Regions from separate parts of the Mus musculus genome. Here region 2 is linked to region 1. A link is a loop called in an ENCODE intact Hi-C map of the cell type or tissue named here. Cell type or tissue: heart. All regions are shown on one strand. Each heading gives the region's core, and the rest is flanking DNA. Links, peaks and the distances in the headings are about the cores only.

Evidence for each region. Peaks named below come from ENCODE experiments on the same cell type or tissue, not always from the same donor. Only the 100,000 strongest peaks of a DNase experiment are listed, where the experiment ranks them.
Region 2: it touches region 1 in a loop (3-fold over the local background); 5 of 42 quality-filtered maps call a loop at or near these places.

Annotation. Positions count from the first base shown.
Region 1 is chr9:58,867,721-58,878,293 of GRCm38, forward strand. Neo1 (neogenin) reads right to left here. Exons shown (of 28, transcript NM_001042752.1): 27 at 10,308-10,444; 28 at 6,959-9,637. The coding sequence ends at 9,554. Among named protein-coding and RNA genes, the nearest start is that of Hcn4, 50 kb to the left of the region's middle. In heart, for the core only: a CTCF peak has its summit at 6,418; a DNase peak (open chromatin) is centred at 6,391.
Region 2 is chr9:58,659,092-58,667,091 of GRCm38, forward strand. Rec114 (REC114 meiotic recombination protein) reads right to left here. Exons shown (of 6, transcript NM_028598.1): 3 at 6,742-6,825; 4 at 1,083-1,280. Among named protein-coding and RNA genes, the nearest start is that of Rec114, 78 kb to the right of the region's middle. In heart, for the core only: a CTCF peak has its summit at 3,107 (motif pointing right); no DNase peak of the experiment used is centred there; H3K27ac peaks cover 2,816 bases.

The sequences.
Region 1 (10,573 bases), core at 1,530-9,529:
TCTTCATCGGGTTTTACAGTTCACTGGATTTGTTTCTAGCTGCTCATGGTTTTGTTACTATTGCTAACTTTATCGATGCTTCCTATTGAGGTATAATTCATATGCAGCAAAATTCATCCATTTTAAGTGTGGAGACAATGAGGTCTTACAACCACCTCAACACTTAGAGTCAGAACATTTCCACGACCCCCTCCCACCCGCTTCAGTTCCTTCCTCTTACTTGGTTCCCAGCAGCCTGCTATTGTAGCCCTCATGTTCCGCTGCTTCTGAGATTTCATGTAAGTGGACTCAGAAGCACTTAGTCCACACCTGCCTGATGTACTTCCCTTAGCCCAGTACTTTTGAGCTCTGCCCATGGGATGCTGTGCTGAGTTTCCTTGTATGGCTTGGTCAGGATTTGTTTATTCATCGATGAACAACTGGGCTGTTTTCATTGTTGCCTATTAAGAATAAAGTTAGTATGAATATCTCTGTTCAAGACATATGAGTGTGGATTTTTAAAACACTTAAGTTGGCAAATACAAATTATCATACGCAACATAATGCATTGAAATATGTACTTAGTGAACTGGCTAAATTGAGCTAATGGGCATGTATTACTTCATATGTCATATTTTTTTGTGGTGAGAACACTTAAAAACTTATTCTTCTAATTGTTTCAAAATGAATATAAGTTTTTGTTGATTATAAATACCCAGCAATGATTCTCCTGAGTCATATGATTAATATATTTGTAATTTCATTTTCCAAAGTGGAAGGGCTGCTTGCATTTCTATCAGCAATTATCCGAGCTTCCTAGTCACTTCATTTCCTTACGCTTGCAATCAGCTGCCATGTATGTATCAGCTCCAGAGGTATGCCATGTAAACTCTGCTTTCAGTTTGCATTTTCACAAGGACTAAAGATGCTGTGTGTCATTTTCGGCATCTGTTTTCCACCCATATATGCTCTGTGGTAACAAATGCTTATTCAAAGGTTTACACAATTGTCTCTCACAAGCCCTCCATTTCCTTATGGTTGAATTATAACTAAAATATTCAACATATAAGTACTTGATAAAATAGTTGTTTGGGAATTATTTTCCATAAGTTTGTGGTCTACCTTTTTATTTTCTTATTTATGTCTGTCAAAGGTCAAATATTTTAATTTTGCTGATGACCAACTTGCCCATTTTTTAGCGATTTGTGTTTTCTGACCAGATAACTAAAATGACACAGTAGAAAATATCTGGGGAGTGGAAAAGTCAGAATCAGTGATGAAATTATTTTAAAAAGCAAGATATAGAGAAACCAAATAGGAATATGCCAGATGTAACTTCTATCATATCAGTAAATGCATTGCATGTAAATAGACTAAACATTCAAATTAAAGGCAAATGACTTACAGAGAGGATAAAAAACCCATGATCTAGCTGTATGCTGTCTACAAGAGACAGATATGTATTATCCTCAAATATATCACTAAGTTGAAAAGAAAAAATGTGTAAGATATACCAGGTAAAACAACAGCCAGTAGAAGACCAGAGTGTCACTCTAATACTGAAGACACTTTAAGGCAGAATTATTGCCAAAGACAAAGGATATTTTATGAAAATGGGTAACCAATAAAAAATATAACATTTATAAAAATACATACCCCTCAAATGCATGAAGTAAACCTGGAAGAAGCAGACAGGCCAACAGTAATAACTGTCAGCCAGCACTCCACTTTCCGTATGGGATAGAGCAGATGAACTGAAGATGCATGAGCACTGATTTAAAGCCAGATGTGGACGTGCCCAACTGCATCCCAGCACTGGGAGCCAGATGTGGACGTGCCCAACTGCATCCCAGCACTGGGAGCCAGATGTGGACGTGCCCAACTGCATCCCAGCACTGGGAGCCAGATGTGGACGTGCCCAACTGCATCCCAGCACTGGGAGCCAGATGTGGACGTGCCCAACTGTATCCCAGCACCTGAGGACAAAAGCAGGAGGAGTAGAGGTTTAAGGACAGCCTGAACTATATGAGAGCCTGTCTTCAAATAACAAAAAGCAAGTAGAATACCTGGACAACTTAGACCAACTATACCTAAAGGTGTCTCTGAACACTTCCTCCAACAGTACCCTGACATACATATGGAACATTCTCCAGACAGACCACAGGTCTGAATAGATTTAATAGAGATGAAATCATATAAAGTATATTCTATGATCAGAAGAGAATGACTCTCTCTCTCCCCCTTCCTTCTCCCCCCACTACCCCCTCCCCTCCTCTCTCTCTCTCTCTCTCTCTCTCTCTCTCTCTCTCACACACACACACACACACACACACACATACACACACACACACACACACAGAGGCAGACACCCTGCCAAACATGGGATGCAGCAAAAACAACGGTAAGAGAAATTTACCATTCTCTGTTCCTTCATTAGAGTTATTCCTTACTCTCTTTAGAAAACTCATTTAGAAGCATTTCTGTTGTAACTAGTTACCTGCTCTTTGTTTTCTTGTTAGATCTGGCCCAAGCAAGCAGTATTGAGGGAAGCTGTTCCTTTCTTGAGTGGAATTGCACCATTCTCTCCACCAGCTTCATGACCCCCAAGCTTCTGCGCAGGGCTGGAAATGGTGTCCTTTGCCAAACTGTTGCTCAGGTTTCCATGCTGGGTGGTGATTTCTGTTGTGAAGGATCTGTGCCCTCCTCTAGGCTGGGAACAAGTCAGCAACATATGTCTAACTTGTGCTGCGTACTCAGGCACCACAGGCTCCAGAAGTATCTGGAAACTGTATAATTTCTCTAATTTTGGGATAGGAAAACTCATTCTGATAGACTGGAAATATTCCTTTCTTCGTAATACCTGCCCATCCCACATTCTCTCTGGCTTCAGTTCCAGCCAGCTTCCCTTCTGTTAGTCCAGACTGTTCATAATCAGTTTCTTCTAACCTACCATCTCCCAAGGAACTTCATCTATAGGAGCCTGCTCTCATCATTTTCCTTCAAGAATCCCAGCTTTTCTTTTCCTTTCAGAAAGCTGTAAACCACTCAGAATTCTCAGCAAGACCTTTGTGTGTCTCTGTGTGTGCTGGTGTGAGTCCAGGAGCACAGAGGCTGGAGAACTCCAGGCATTGGGTCTCGACTTTCACCTTGTTAGGTAGGGTCTCTGTTGTTTGTTGTTGTGTATGCCTGGCTAGCTGCACCATGGTTTTCAGGAAATCTCCCGTCTCTCTCTTGCATCCCTCTCTCTACCTATCTGTCTCTATCTCATAGAAGTGCTGTAGTTACAAACCTGTGCCACTCTGGATAGCTTTCTGTGGATTCTGGAGATTTGAACTTGGGTCCCTGCGCTTGACTCACAAGCCATCTCCCCATCCCAAGACCTGTTTTTGAGTTTATGAAAGGTACCCACATTATCCTTAACTCACTAGGCTGAGCCCCAACCTGCAGCATCTGCTCTGCCACATGCAGTTCAAGTGGTTCCAGCCTTGTGCCCTTTGGATAGCACCAGCTCACTCTACCCAGCGAAGGTACCCAGCCAGTCCTGTGCACGTGCCTCAGCCTCTGTACTGGCCTGTTGGAGTTCTGGCATTTATCCCAGTGACAGGAGTCTGAGCCGGACACGGATGCCTCAGAGTTGTCTTCTTTCAGACATCCATGTGAAGTGGGCAGCCTTGCAACACCTCTATCTGCCCATACGGGTTCTCTCCTGACATCTCAGACTCGGTGGACATGCCTCTTCCGAACAAGCCTTCCTAACGACGTGCTCCTGTGCAGGAAGAGCTTTATCAAATTCCCTCAGCGCTGGGTCAGGATGCATTAGCTCTCAGACTTCAGGTCTTATCTTTCTCACAAGAGAAACTCATTTACTAAAACCCTACAGTGCATTAGGCACTAAGGTGGAGAATCCAAATACATATAGTTCTTTCCTTAAGAAAGTTCTTATGTATTGGAAGAAACATTAAAAAAAAAAAAAGATCAGGGATCTAGTTAGATTGGGTCTAAAATACACATATTCTGACAGAGCCAGTTCTGAGGTGAAGGGGAGAGGGAGAGAGAAAGCAGAAACAGTACAGAGGCCACACACAACACATATTATGCAGAGGCAGTCTGCTCTGTTGCCAGGCCAAGTAGGGAAAGGGAAAGGGGAAGGGAAAGGGAAGGGAATGGGAAGGTGGGTCATGCTGAACTGTTGTGCAGGAGACTGCATGATGTTGAGCAAGGGAGACAGAACTTAACTTAAAAAAAGATACTGGCCTGTTGTAAATGGTCATCACCAGATTCCATGTGAGACTAGACTGATTAACAGACAAGGAAGTGGCACTCTGGGGGCACATTTGAGAGGTAGAGCTGAGAACTAGCTGAGCAACGAGTTAAAGTGTATGGTGCAGAGAGCATAAAGTGGTTCCCACATTCCCATCTGGGAGAGCATAGAGGTGTTCATAGCGGGGGCAAGCATCTAGCAACCAGGTGACAGGAGTCTGCTCCAGGACCCTGAGAACGTGTACAATGGGGCCCAGGACCTCTTAGGATTTGGACACTGCTGCCTATGGCCCAACTGTAGTGAAAGTCTTGCACCTCTCCTTGATACCATGGATTTCTTAGCTTCAGACTCTTAAGGTCTTGCTTCCAGAGAGCCCACCCACATTAGGCCAAGCTTTTGATGCTCGTCTCCTTGTCTAGAGGCTCTGCTCTGTTTGGGCAGTGCCTTGTGCCCAGAGCAGCTGTCACTGCAGACTTTGGAAGAGACCTACTTCATACAAGGTTAGACAGCATTAGGACACGCTGCAGAGCCACTCACTTTAAGAAGCTCTTTTGGATGCCTCAAGCCATTTTCTCTTGATTTCCCCTTGGGAACACTTCTCCCACTCTCTTATTTTTTTTTAAAACATATTTCTATTTTTAAAAAAGATTTATTTATTTATTTTATGTATATGAGTACACCATTGCTCTTTTCTGACACCAGAAGGCGGCATCAGATCCCATTACAGATGGTTGTGAGCTACCATGTGGTTGCTGGGAATTCTGGAAGAACAGTTGGTGTTCTTAACCATTGAGCCATCTCTCCAGCCCCTACCCCAATCTTCTTAAAGGTACAACTTTCCAGGCCCACCCTACTCATAATTAAGGAAATTTCAAATTACCCTTTCTCTGAAATGCAGCAACTGCTCAGCTCTTATCTTTGGGTAAAGGACATCTTAACATCAACAACAAACACTAAGCTTAGGGGTTATGGTAAGTTTAAATAGTGTATTATTCCAATATTACATAGCACAAGGAGTCTAAAGTATTATTTATATTCCTGTTGACTTTAACTGTTGACTTGATATGGCCTAGAGTCATCTGAGAGGAGAGCTTCCACGGAGGAGTAACTACCTCGATCAGAGTGGCCAGTGGGCAGGTCTATGGCAGACTGCTATATTAACTGATGTAGGAAGGCCCAGGTAACTGCACATGGTACCATCTGTAGGTCCGTGGTCCTGAACTGTGTAAGTAAAAAGCTGAGTGTAAGCTGGCCTGTGAGGTAGCCAACAAGAGGCATCTTTCATCTCTCTTTACTCCTCTGGAGGCGAAGTGATTCCTTGCTTGGAGATAATGCTGTGATCCACCAAGTAGAGCAGCTTAGACTTCTCTCGTGGACTGTGACAGGAATTGTAAGCCCAATACATCCTTCTCTTCCCTAAGCTGCCTTTTGTCCGTTTTTATTACAGCAGAATGAACTAGAGTACTTCCCTTCAATTAATCTCTCATACATCTTCCCCCAGTACCCTAAGATTTCTTTTCATTGGCAGCCAGAAACCCAAGGTCACTAGCATAGCACTTGCTGGAATCTTTTGTGTGGCCAGGGGTGGCTCCTCTTAGCTCCTGCTTATTCACATGGCCTTAGCTAACCATTTGGTGGCTTATTTGATGCTCTCTAGTCTTTCCAGACGGTGCTACCTACCCCTGGCAGGAGGGAGGAGATGACTGACTGGGGCCAGAGGAGGTTTTCTTTCCCTGCAGAGCTTTGTCCATGTTGTTCAACTTGGAGCCAGTCTTGAGGTAAATTTCCTTTTAGTTCTCAGAACCAAGGTAGTAGTTGTGGCATGAGCATGATTTCTAAGGACTCTGCGAGGCAGGCAGCTCTCTTTCAAGTGTACTTCAGGACTCCAAAGGGGCCCAGGTATCATAACTCTAAGGACCAACCAATCAACTTGAGGTGTCTGCAAGGTAGGGAGGGGCTAATGGAAGAAGCCTCCTAGTAGGCCCTAGACCTTATCTTTAGGGCTATCTGTCCACTCATCCAAGAGGCAGGCATCTGCTACCGTCAGTCAGAAACTGCGTATACCTGGAGGCAGTCAGAGAGCAACATGAAAAGAAATTCTTGTCTGTATTGAGACCACATGCCTGTAGAACGACTTACAGAGCCATCATTGGAAAGTGTGCCAACAGTGCCACCTAGGGATGCAGAGGGGATAGCTCGGATGATCGATGTGGCCGGAAAGGGATCCAATCTCAAGAGCAGCTTTTCCAGGCTGCAGTAGCAGTGTATCTGGTACCTATTTGTCTGTCTGGATGCTGAGGTAAGGGCAGGCAAGCATTCCTGGAGCTTTGGAGACTCGGACTATCCTGAGGACAATCGAGCACCACTAACAGGGATGGTGGGCTCTATCCAGGTTTCTAAGTACAGGCTGTCAGCAGAGCAGATGGACACAAGGACGGAGGGACACTGCACTCTTGATCTAGCACTAGCTCTGTCACAGGCTAAGAGATGGAAGGGGGCCTGTGGCTGCAGAGGTCATCACTATTCTAGGCATGGGAAACCGAAAGATCTTAACAGTGGAGCTCAGCCTCTCCAGCATAGGAGAGCCACCTCAGCACGATGCTGTGCAACTCAGGGTGGTTCTGTGCTAGGCGCCATTTGCCACTCCTTGGGCTTCCCCACCCCCTCCTTCCTTCCCCTAGAGGTAACAGTGGGATATGGACAGGAAGAAGACACATCTTTGGGGCTGGCAGTCAGACATTTCTTTTATTACCTCTGCCCAGATTGCCATTCTAAATCCTGCTTTATAGCAGTGAGAGCCACAGAGAAGTCATCGGAAGCTGGAAGTAGGAGCCCCTGAACTTTTAAGGGAAAGAACTTTTTGACCAGACCAGTTTGATTGGATTAAAAAAGTGTATTGGACTTCCAATACAAAATAAAAACATGAAATTGTTTTTAAAAAGCCATAGAGTTTTACAGCATCAACTACAGAAAAGGCCAAACAAGTGTGTACAGAACTCAGTCCCAGCAGCCCTTCGGACCCCTCAAGCAGGTAGCGAGGCGACATACACGTTTGCTCCACACCCACTGGAAGGAAGCTGCTAGGCCCCAGCTCAACTAGGACACGACAAGACACACAATGGTTTAGTTTCCAGAGTCACAGGAAAATATAAGACATATTAAATTGTGAAATGGTGTAATACAGAATAGCTTTGCATTTTCTGAATTTAAAAAATTTCCCCAACTTTTAAGTTACTTTATTTAAAAATACATCCCTTCCCGCCCCATGGAAATTCTGTGGCAGTATCCAGGTACCAAGGCCCTGAGGTAACACAAGTGCTGGGGTTCATGGGAAGGAGTGCTCTAATTACATAGCATGCTCTGTGGGCAAAGGCTAGACAGTTTCTGAGGAATCTAGCCTCCAGGAGGCCAGAACGCTCTGACAGCTTTTTGTAGAACAGTCAAAGCACACCGGGTGTCCCAGAACCCTGCCTGGTGCCGTCATGTGACCAGCTAGAAGAGCAACAGGAGTTAGATCATTGCATTTTCATATCCCCCGCCCGCAATCATACAAAGAGCTCATCTTGTTGAAAGTAAAAAAAGGGTTAAGACCTCAAAGGGGTAAAATCACCCATGTTCAAGGACAGGTAGGCTAGGCTAGCCACTGGTGGTCTGAGTAGTCTCACTGGCTAAGGAGCCCAAGCCCGACTGACTTTCTATACTGTCTTCCAGGGATCTATTGGAGAACATGAGGCCTGAGGGTTAGTCTTATACTTTTCATTATACATTAACAACAACAACAAAGCCAACCAAATACACACCTCAGCTTACCTCTTTAACACTCTGCAACGTCTTCTGCGTGTGGCTGAACCCTCAGCACACCTGGAATCTCCTGCTGCCTCATTCTAACTGGGGTTTGGCTGAGCTGCTGGGATAGATGAAGGCACCTGCTTCTGCTGACCCTCTTTCCACTATCTCTGTCCTCTGCTCCTTGAAGAAACATGTGGGGAAGCGTCATGGGTGCCACCCCATCTTGGCTCTCACCCTGGTTGATGTTTTTCAGGAGAGCCTCTGCAATGCCACGAGAGCTGCCTGGCTGAGGACTGGTGCCCAGAGAAGCAGGCATCCTATTTGGAATAGGAAACCAAGATCCTGCCTTAGATTTTAACCTTCCAGAGAGAACCAATACTAGCAACACAAAGGGAGTCTCCACCCTGTGCTTTGTAGCTTCTCAGAGCACAGTCAGGCTCTGGTTCTACTTGGCATCTCTCAAGCAATTAAACATACATTGATAGAGACCTCAGTGTGGACACTCCAAAGAGGAAATGACCAAGATACCAGGGCAGCTAAATCACCAAAGTCATCCACTGTACAAGAATTTATAACCAGATCCAAACAAAACTCCAGTTGCTATGCAGTGACACGAAGATGGAAATGCCAGGAAAGGACACTAAAGATGCTGCTTTCATTCTCGGCAGGCTTCTGGAACAAAGTACATTGACAGAAACATTCACAGGGCCTCAGCAGCCCCTCCATTTCCTATTCCCAATCCCCAATCCCACCCCAATACTGAATCTGCACAGAAAGCAACAAACAAGTCTTTTCAATGTTACATTTCATTCAAATAGATCTGTAATCTCACAGTGATGAGAGGAGAAAGTCAGGCCTTTAATAATTATAATAAAAAAATAATAAAAAAGCTTACAAACAGCAATGCAACATGTCCTCCCCTCAAAGTGATGGATTAACAGCTGGCAGAGGATGCAATGTCTCAGAATTAAGAATAAAAATGAAACCCACAACAAGCCAATGCCTGTCAGTGGTGTCAAACAACCTCACTGTTGATGACTTTCCGTAAGTAACTGGAACCACAGTCAAGTGTCAACTGCTTGAGAGAACATCACAGACTCCCTTGGCTTCTGATAGTGTTTTAAGGTAAAATAAAATAGGACACAAAATTGTACATAAATGCCAATGTCTACACTCCATAAAAGTGATGCAGTTGCAGCACAAAGACACAAGCCACTGACCACAAAGCAAAAGGCAGGTCGTACTTCTTGCCTCTTCCCTGGACACAAAATTTTGGCCCATAGTGCCCAGTCCTGCAGGCTCTCAGCAGGCAAAGGGAAGCTGCCTCCACACAAGTGTAATCCAGGCTGACCAGGAGAAGGCAGGTGGCTGTGCCTGGAGCCAACCCCACATGGAGGCACTGGCTGGTTTGCTGGCTCCTGCTCTCAAGTGCTGTCCTCTCGTACTCTGTACAATTCCTTGTTTTCAAGGTTAAGTTCCGAGACTTGTAGACTCAGGCTTGGAGTCATGTCCAGGCGAAGGTCATCAGGCTGTTGTGATGGCATTTAGGTCCTTCATTAGTCCTTCCAGGTGGGCCATCTCTTTGGTCAGCTCATCTGGTTCATAGCTCTACAGAAGGAAGAACACCATTACTGGGAATGATCTGAAGAGCTGTCCAGAGCTCCAAGTAGCCTGGCCAAAACTGCCCTGGGACGCTGGCCTACAGAAACCAGGTGGACTCCATAAAAACAGAAGCAGCGGACATACTCAAGGCCATTAATAAAGACAGCATTTCTTCACAATACACAATGCCTTTCTCCTGACTTACACATACTCCTCAGCTCACAATGACCTCACAAGGCAGAGAGGCTCTGTTGCTTCCTCTTCTAGATCTCTGTCAGAGCAATATAATGTGTGTACCCAGCATCTCTGGGCTTAAGCTTTCTCTTTAGAGAACCCAGTATCTGGAAATGCAGACATTGAATACTGGAATTTGAAAACAATCTTAGGCACCTTCTCTTCCAGGAACAGAAATGAGAGGAAGGATATATATATATAACTTTGATGGGATGATAAAGCACTGTAAGACTTATCAGAGTAGGTCTGATATCAAACCAAACCCATAGTACATTCCCACAGGATATGGGGATGCTCCAAGGACACCTGTTTGATGAGTGATTAAATCTGCTTTATATCTATGGTGGCAAAGACCTCAGTGTACACAAATGTACAATCAGCTAATAGCATGCAAGCAACTCCCTAGGACATCCTGGCCAAGCCGAGGGCCCCAGGAACTTACACTCTCGGAGTCTTCCAGCATCCTGGTGGTCTCCTGTACTTCAGGGGCACTCGGAACAACCACTGGCATAGGAGGCCGGCTCCTTCCTAACGTCCCGATGGAGGCTGTTTTCACTGAGTGAATGTGATGGTTCAGAGCTGAGGGGCAAAGGGCATTGTTAGGTTGTGGCTAAGGTTGATCCCTTAGACCTCAGCAGTCCACCAGGGGTGGAAGCTGTTTCAATGTGAGGGATGCTTGTAGGCTCAGACAGGGATCTGCTCTGAAAA
Region 2 (8,000 bases), core at 1-8,000, 210 kb before region 1:
GTGTTCCCACATAGTCCAACTGTACTTGCCTTATCTGTTAATAGGCACATAGGCAGGCAACAGAGACTGAACCGTAGCAGTTAACTTGAAGTGTCTTGGCACCACAGCCACTGCTCTGGTCTTCACTTGGATAGTTCTCTCTCTCTCTCTCAGCCATTTGGAATCTTTAGGCACCATGCATTGATCAGTGTATACGTATTGTTCAGACTATACCTAACTTCCAGGTGTCAACACATTCCGTCACTTGTTCATAAAGGAAAGTCCCATTTACCTAGGGGGCGCTCAAAAAAGTCTTGGGTCAGAAAGGCCTTGGCACCTGTGTGGCAGACACAAGTTTTCCAAGATTCTTACTTCAGCTTACATTTCAGGCCCAGCACACCCGTACAAACTTGGAGGTTGGGGCAGGAGGATCACAGGTTTACAGGGTAGATCCTGTCCAAAACCAAAACACACCTGTTATTATCAGTAAGTAGTGTCCATTGTTGTCTGGAATGAAAGGCCTAGGTTCTGTTTGAAGTACTCACTGAGAGATGCGCTGCCCTGAGCTGCCCAAGGCTCTATGAAGCACTCTCCCTCCCTCAGGGCAGTGGTAGTTTAGCTGTCAGTGTCAAGTGTCTTGCTCAGGTGCTTTCCAGAAACAGCACTAGTCAGTGTGGGCCCCTTTTACTCTGCATGTCTTGGGAAACAAGGGCAGTCCACTGCCTGGCTTGTAGTGTGAGGAGCCTGGCTCCTCGGTCTTCTGGTCCCACTAATGCAGACAGTAAGGGTGGTAGGTAAGTGTTTACTGTGATGAAATGGTCTTGACCTTGAGGGGTCACACTTTGAGAACCCCTGCTCTGTAATGACGCTGGAATACATTTCTTGGCCTTTAGGCAGCTAGTTTGAAAGTATGAACCTTGAATTTAAAAGATCACTCAACATTAGATCTTTTTAAAAATGTGTGTGCATGTACATGGTAGTGAGAGGTCAGAAGAGCATACTGGGTCACACTGCAGCTGGTGTTACAGGCAGCTTTGAGCAGCCTCCTCACAGTGCACCACCCTGTCACAGTGCACCACACGCTCCGAGTTATCAGCACTCACCCCCTGCTGCAGTGGGTCCTTCCCTTGGCTTTCACCTGCCTCCCGGGGGCCTTGGCTCTGCTGAAGCTCCTGGGTGGTGCTGTCAGGCTCCTGAACGGTGACGTACTGGGCCAGGGTCTGCACACAGCCACAGCAGCGCTCCAGCGCCTCTTCCTTGGACTCCCCACTAAACTGGACACGAAACATTCGGCTCTTGTTCTGTGTGAAAATGAAATGTCAGCATTGAGTATTGTTCACCCTGAGGTCTCCCGGGGAATGCTCTCTTCCTTGTTGGGGCAGGTACACAGAAACCAGGGGCTTGTTTCTGTACTGTTTTAGAAGCCTTACCTCATACTAGAATTTATTTCCCCCAGGCAATGACACTAGCAAACTGGATGGTTACTCGATGACTGGAAGGTCATCATTTTATCTTGTTTTCAATACAGATTTTACAACTGATATTTTTCATTTTAAATAAATTTTTAAAGTTAGCATAAACTATTTAAGTTTCATAGCATCTCATTCCTTAAATAGAAAAGCCTGAAAAAATATACGACAGTCCTGGTCCACTAAAATGTTTGTGAATAGGACAAAGGAAAGAGCAGGCTGGGCTGGGGGGAAGGCTCTGTGGGTAAGGTGCTCACTGTGCAAACATGAGGCCCTGCGCTGGATCCCAGCACTCACATAGAAGCCAGGCATGCAGTTCTGCCTGTCATCCCTGCACTGGGGAGTGGCAACTGGAGGACGCCAAGGTCTCAGTGGCCAGACAGCCTTGCTGAAATAGTAAGTTGTAAGTTCAGTGAGAGAACCTGTCTCAAGAAATATGGTGGAGAGTGACTGAGAAAGACAGCTCTGATCTCAGTGAATGCTTATATGGGAGGGATGGAAAGGTAGTTGGCTGCCATGTTAAATGAGGTAGTGAACTGAAACATCCGGGAGGAGGGCGCAGGCACAGGCTCAAAGCATGTGCGCTCTTAACTTCTAGTATCCTGTATTCTTAGGACACATCACGGCTACACAGTCAGCTAAGGGAGAGCGCTTTAGTTTCCTGTATGAATTCCTTGGGCAGATTGGCAAATGTGGGGCAGGTGCGACTCAATTAAACAACAAGAAAAACTACAAGTAACCATCAGTTACTTGATTCTTAGCTAAAAACCAGACCTGGGTCATAGTAACATAAAACCATTACTTGAGTACCAGTTTCCTTTTGCCACTCTAATATTCTGTATGGATGAGTCAACCCACACAGACCTTCCCAAGCAGCTCTGCATACATTTGCTCGGTCTTTTCCCATAAAGAAGAAAGGTGCATGTAGACTGCCCTTTCCATGTAAATGACGTGTGAGTGTAAAAACATTCCCAGTATTAGCGAAGTTCTAAACGTTCCTATAAACAGTTGTTGCTTTCTCCTGCTCAGTTTATTCTGTTTATATAAAACTCACTAAACAGAGCCAAAGACTTGGGCTCTGGGGAGCATTCACCCAGCTTTCTGAGGGTGTTTGTCATCACTTCCTTGAAGAGTACCTGGATCTGTTAGAAGTCACCTTAAAGCTCTCCCATGTAATACATAATATATAGGTTGTATTTTGTGCATATTTTAAGCCACAGTGCTGTAGCCTAATTTTCTATTCAATGGATGTATAAAAATAGAAGTATAGCTCATTACTTCTAAAAGCTAAAGCATATCTCTTTATTTAACTGGCCTCCTACTGACAAATATTCAGGTTGCCCCAGCCTTTCCCCTATTTTAACTCCTGAATGCAGACTTGCCCATGTGCCTGTCCTCTGTGCACGGAGATGTTTTTCATGGTCATTTTTGTCACATAAGAGGTAAGCAGATTTTCAAACTTGCATTTCTCTGGTTCTAATTGAGCTTGGAGATTTATTCCTAAGCTTCCTAGTTCATTTGTATCTTTCTCTTGTGTGTGTGCGCTTATAGCTGCCTTTAGCATTTGAGACTTCTGGATGAATAATTCTGAAATTTATCAAGTCAGTAAAATGGACCTACGACCTTCTGAGAGGAAAAGGATCACAGAGCCAGAAGAGGGCGGCAGAGTCCCTGGAGCTGCAGCTACAGGCTGTGTGAGTGAGCAGCCTGCTGTGGGTGCTGGAAACAGAGCTCAGGCCTCTCCAAGAGCAGTTAAGCGCTCCTATCTGCTAGGCCATCTCTTCACCTCCAGGGAAAGCATTTTCAAGTTCACAAACTGTCCAGACAGTTTGGGTCATCTAAGCTGTCAGTCACAGTATTTTAAGAGGTGATTCTGATCTTAGCAAGATGCTTAATTTCAAGTTAGGTAATTTACAGGAAACTCCACAGACCTTTTGAGAACAGAGGAAGCAAGGCTGAGTGCTGGCCTCTGTACTGTCTCCACACATAGCACAGCAGAGGCTTTTCTTCCCAGGAGGGAATAGGATCACCAAGTGCTTAAGCCACTCTACAGCAGAAATGGTCACCCTGCTCTGGATTCCCCAGTGCTACCTGGAGCCAGGGAGGCATCAGAGACCTCAAGTACCCATTTGTGTTTTCCTGTTAGCTTCAGAGGTTTAAACTGCATCCCAGTCTTGAGGCCCAAGAGGACAGACACTAACCCAGGAGTGTTGAGAGGCCAGGCCCTGAGAAGTCATAAGGATTACAGAAGGTCACTGAGCAGAGCCCCCGTGACTGAATCCTGGGTGCTTTATAAGAAAAGAAACGATGTTGCTAAGTGTCAAAGTATTTGATGGGGCCAGGCAAAGGCACTTGCTGCTAATTCTGATGACCTGATTTCTGTCCCTGGGACCTACATGCTGGAAGGAGAAACCCAACTCCCCAAATTGTCCTCTTATCTGGCTCTCCCATGCCTCCTACTACCCAAAAAGATAGTGGTAGAAAGCACTTGCTAGAATGCATTGTGCAATCCTGGCAAACATCTCAGTAAATAAACTACACCTAAAACAGAACCTCCTCGATGTAGTAAAGACCTAAGCAGCAGCTAGAGATGCAGTTACCACTTGAACACCAAGGCCCATGAAGTCAGGGAGAGGCCAGGACACTGGCACAGCTACAGGGTACCAGAGGACAGTCTAGAGGCCAGTCCTGCTCCTGTGACAAGTACTTTCGAGAGCAACTATAGCAAAGCAGAGTTTCCATTGGCTCGGATTCATGGGGTTCCACTCACTGTGGAGCAGAAGGCATAGGGGTCGAGATGGCTGCTCACATGTGCCATCTGCAGAAAGAGATCAGTGCTGGTGTTCACTAGACTTTTCCTGCTTTATTCAGTCCAGATACCCAACCCACAACCAGGTGAGTCCTGTTTCCTCACTGAAACCTCCCTAGAGGTGCCAGCACAGGCATGCCCAGAGATGTCTTAACTAGTTGACTGTAAAAACAAGTCAAATTGTTTTTATTTCACTTCACAATGAAGAATAGCCATCACAGGTAGGGAGAGTACTGTAAAATGTGAACCACTGGAAATAAATAATCATTATTTGTAGATGATAAAATCACTTTCCTAGAAACCTAAATATTAGCATGTTAATAAAAGTTCAATAAGGAGGCTAAATTTAAATTGACTCAGAAAAAAAATCAATATTAAGTAGCTGGAAATAAGTTGTGGATAAAGAATATCATTTACATAACGGCAAGCAAAATACTTCTAGTTTTAATTTTTAAAAAAGTCTGAAGCAATGGCTCAGCAGCTAAGAGCACTTACTGTTCTTGCAAAGGACCTGAGTTCAATTCCCAGCACCAACATTGGGCAGCTCACAATTACCTGTAACACCAATGGTACCCAGGGGATCAGAAGCCTCTGACCACCAGGCACATGTGCATATACATTTAATAAAACAAATCCTTAAAAGGTCTAATTATGACATGCATTAAAGCTTATGTAAATGATTATATATACATATGCAGTGTCTAAATGCTTTGAAACAAAGTTAGTGGAAATGAAGTCTATGTATGATTTACAGAAGAAACACATATTTGTTAATGTTACCGTTGTTCAAGTATTGTTTATGCAGCTATTTCCTAGGAAAGACTGATTCACAACAGACCTCCTGGTATTCTTTCTGCCCCCTTTTCTCCAATGTTCTCTGAGCCAAAGATGGCAGTCCCTTGTTGGCACTGGGTTGTATCTGTTGCTCTCTGCATTGTGTCCACTTATGGTCCAGGAAGCCAATTCTTATGGTTTCCTTTAATGATTGTTACATTTCTTTTTGGTTGTTACGTCGTTAAACACTACATGTGACCTGCTGAGAGGCAGGCCTTCTTACTAACTTATTAAGTGTCATGACTGCAGCCACCTTAGAGATAATGAGCAGAAATGGCTTCTGAGATCGACGACTGCACCGTGGCCGGAAGCTCCTGGGGGCCAACATGAGACGTTCCATACTACTGCAGTTTGTCACCCACATCCATAGCAGAAAGAACTGCAAGTTCAAGTCAGAGGTCACTGGAAAGCCCTGTAGGTTCAGAGACCCCCTGAACTCTGCAGTGCTCTTTGGGGTCTGTGCTCCTGGCTAAGAGCCATTCACTGGATGCACGTGAGCGCTCCTTGAATTCCTAAAGTCTGACTTAAAATTAGTATCTGTTCCCTAAATTTCATCATTACATGCTTGGCCAAATGTTAACTGATTGGTTTTCCCTCTCTCCCTCTCTCCCTCTCTCCCTCTCTGTTTCTTCAGTTTTGAGACAGGGTTTCTCTGTGTAGCCCTGGCTGTCCTGGAACTTTGCTCTGAAGACCAGGCTGACCTTGAACTCACAGAGATCTGTCTGCTTCTGCCCACCTAGTGCTGGGATTAAAGGGGTGCGCCACCACCACCAGCTTCATGTATGTTTTATTTTTTTAAGGGGCTTCATCTAGGTGATTAGTTTGCATGCTTCTTTGATATTTAACATATCTAGCACACAAATAAAAGGGAATTTTAATTTTTTAAAGATTTACTTGCACTATTTATTTATGTCTATACGTGTATGTCTGTGTATGTGGGGAGGGGGTGCCCACAGAGGTTAGAACTGAGAATAAGATCCCCCTGGAACTGGAGTTACAGGTGGCTGTGATGCCATCCCATGGGGATCAAAGTACAGCTTATAGAAGTGGTTCTCTGTAGTTTATAGGTCTCAGAGATTGAACACAGCAAGCACCTTTCTCCACTAAGCCATTTACTGGCCAGGGAATTTTTGTTTGGTTTGGTTTTTGTTTTTTGAGGCAGGTTCTCTGTACATAGCCCTGGCTGACTTGGAACTGTGTTGACCAGGAAAGCTTTGAAGTCACAGAGATCTGACTGCCTCTGCCTTTGGAATGCTGGGATTTAAAGACATGTGCCACCACACCCAGTTCCTATTTTTAAATATTACAATGAGAAGAAACGACAATATATATTCCATGGAACCTTCAAAAATACCTTCTTAAACATCTAACTAAGCAGACACACTGTGCCAGCCCGCCTGCTCCCAGTGCTCAGAGCAGAGAAGCCAGACGGCACAGCCCCATGCTAGCCACCAGCCTGCATGCCAGGACGAGCTCCTACTTGCTTGGGGTTTTGCTTACTGGGCAAACCTTTCTTCAACACGTTCTTCCCGCACTGGTCGCCTCTGCCCCAGCTGCTCCCCGTACCCCTACCTTGCCACATACACAGCAATGGAAAAGTAGGGCATTGGTGTAAACAAGACTGGGCTGTGCAGTTCAGTGTCATCTTGCCTTTATTGTTGTTCCAAACAGAAGACAGTCCATGCGTCTTACAATCTTCAACCAGTTCTTGCTGCCAATGAGTGAAAACCCTTCCTGAAACAGCAATTAGGTGGGGTTAGTGACAGGAACAGAAAGGGACAAATACCTATTCATAAGTCACACATGGAATAATGCCACCAAATGCCAAGGTGCGTACCTCACCAGTACCAAGTCCCAGCACTCATTTAAAGACCGGCTTTCAACCTCTATATTAAAACTAAGAGAAATACCAGAGCAGTAAACATCACTCATACTTGTTGTAAAACGCACTTCTCTGCTTCCAGATTTGCCGAAGTGACCTTCCATTCCTGAGAAACAGCCTTCACTCTTCTCACTCAGGAGTTTAACAAACCCCCTGCTAACTGTGTGGTGAGATTCCTTGTCATAAGAACCCTGTTTTCTCAATAATGGTAAATGAGGCCATTTGGTCTTGTGAGTTTTCAGTTGTTTGTTTACATCTGACTGAGAAAGAGGGAAAGCCAGCAGAGAGCAGCAGCGGGTACAAGCCTCACAGAAGCACTCAGAGGACCTAGCAGTGTCTGCAGAGCGGATGTGCAGGGGCCTGGGGCCTGCGGCTTTTCAGCTGCCTGCCTGCTGCTAGGGATGCAGCCTGAGCTGGAACATCGTCAGCCTGAGCGCCCACCGTGAGCAGGAACTCCGCGTGGACAGCCTCTTTAACCTAGAAGCTCAAGAACTCTGAAGACAAAAGAAAATGCCCGTGGCTATTCTGGCCTCCCCTGTTTGCTCTTCCTCAATCCATAGTGGTAATTTTCAACTTCCATTGAAATTCACCAATAGTTTCTTTTTTTTTTTTTTTTTAAAGATTTATTTATTTATTTATTATATGTAAGTACATTGTAGCTGTCTTCAGACACTTCAGAAGAGGGGATCAGATCTTGTTACGGATGGTTGTGAGCCACCATGTGGTTGCTGGGATTTGAACTCTGGACCTTCGGAAGAGCAGTCGGGTGCTCTAACCCACTGAGCCATCTCACCAGCCCCAATAGTTTCTTTTTAAAAACAGAAGTCAGACAACGGCTCTAAAACTTCCTCGTGGTGTCGCTCGCCTTTAATCCCAGCACTTGGGAGGCAAAGGCAGGCGGATTTCTGAGTTTCAGGACAGCCAAGGCTACACTGAGAAACCCTGTCTCGGAAAAAAAAAAAACAAAAAAAACCAAAAAACCAAAACAAAAAAACTTTCTCATATTGGGAATGGCAGCACACACCCA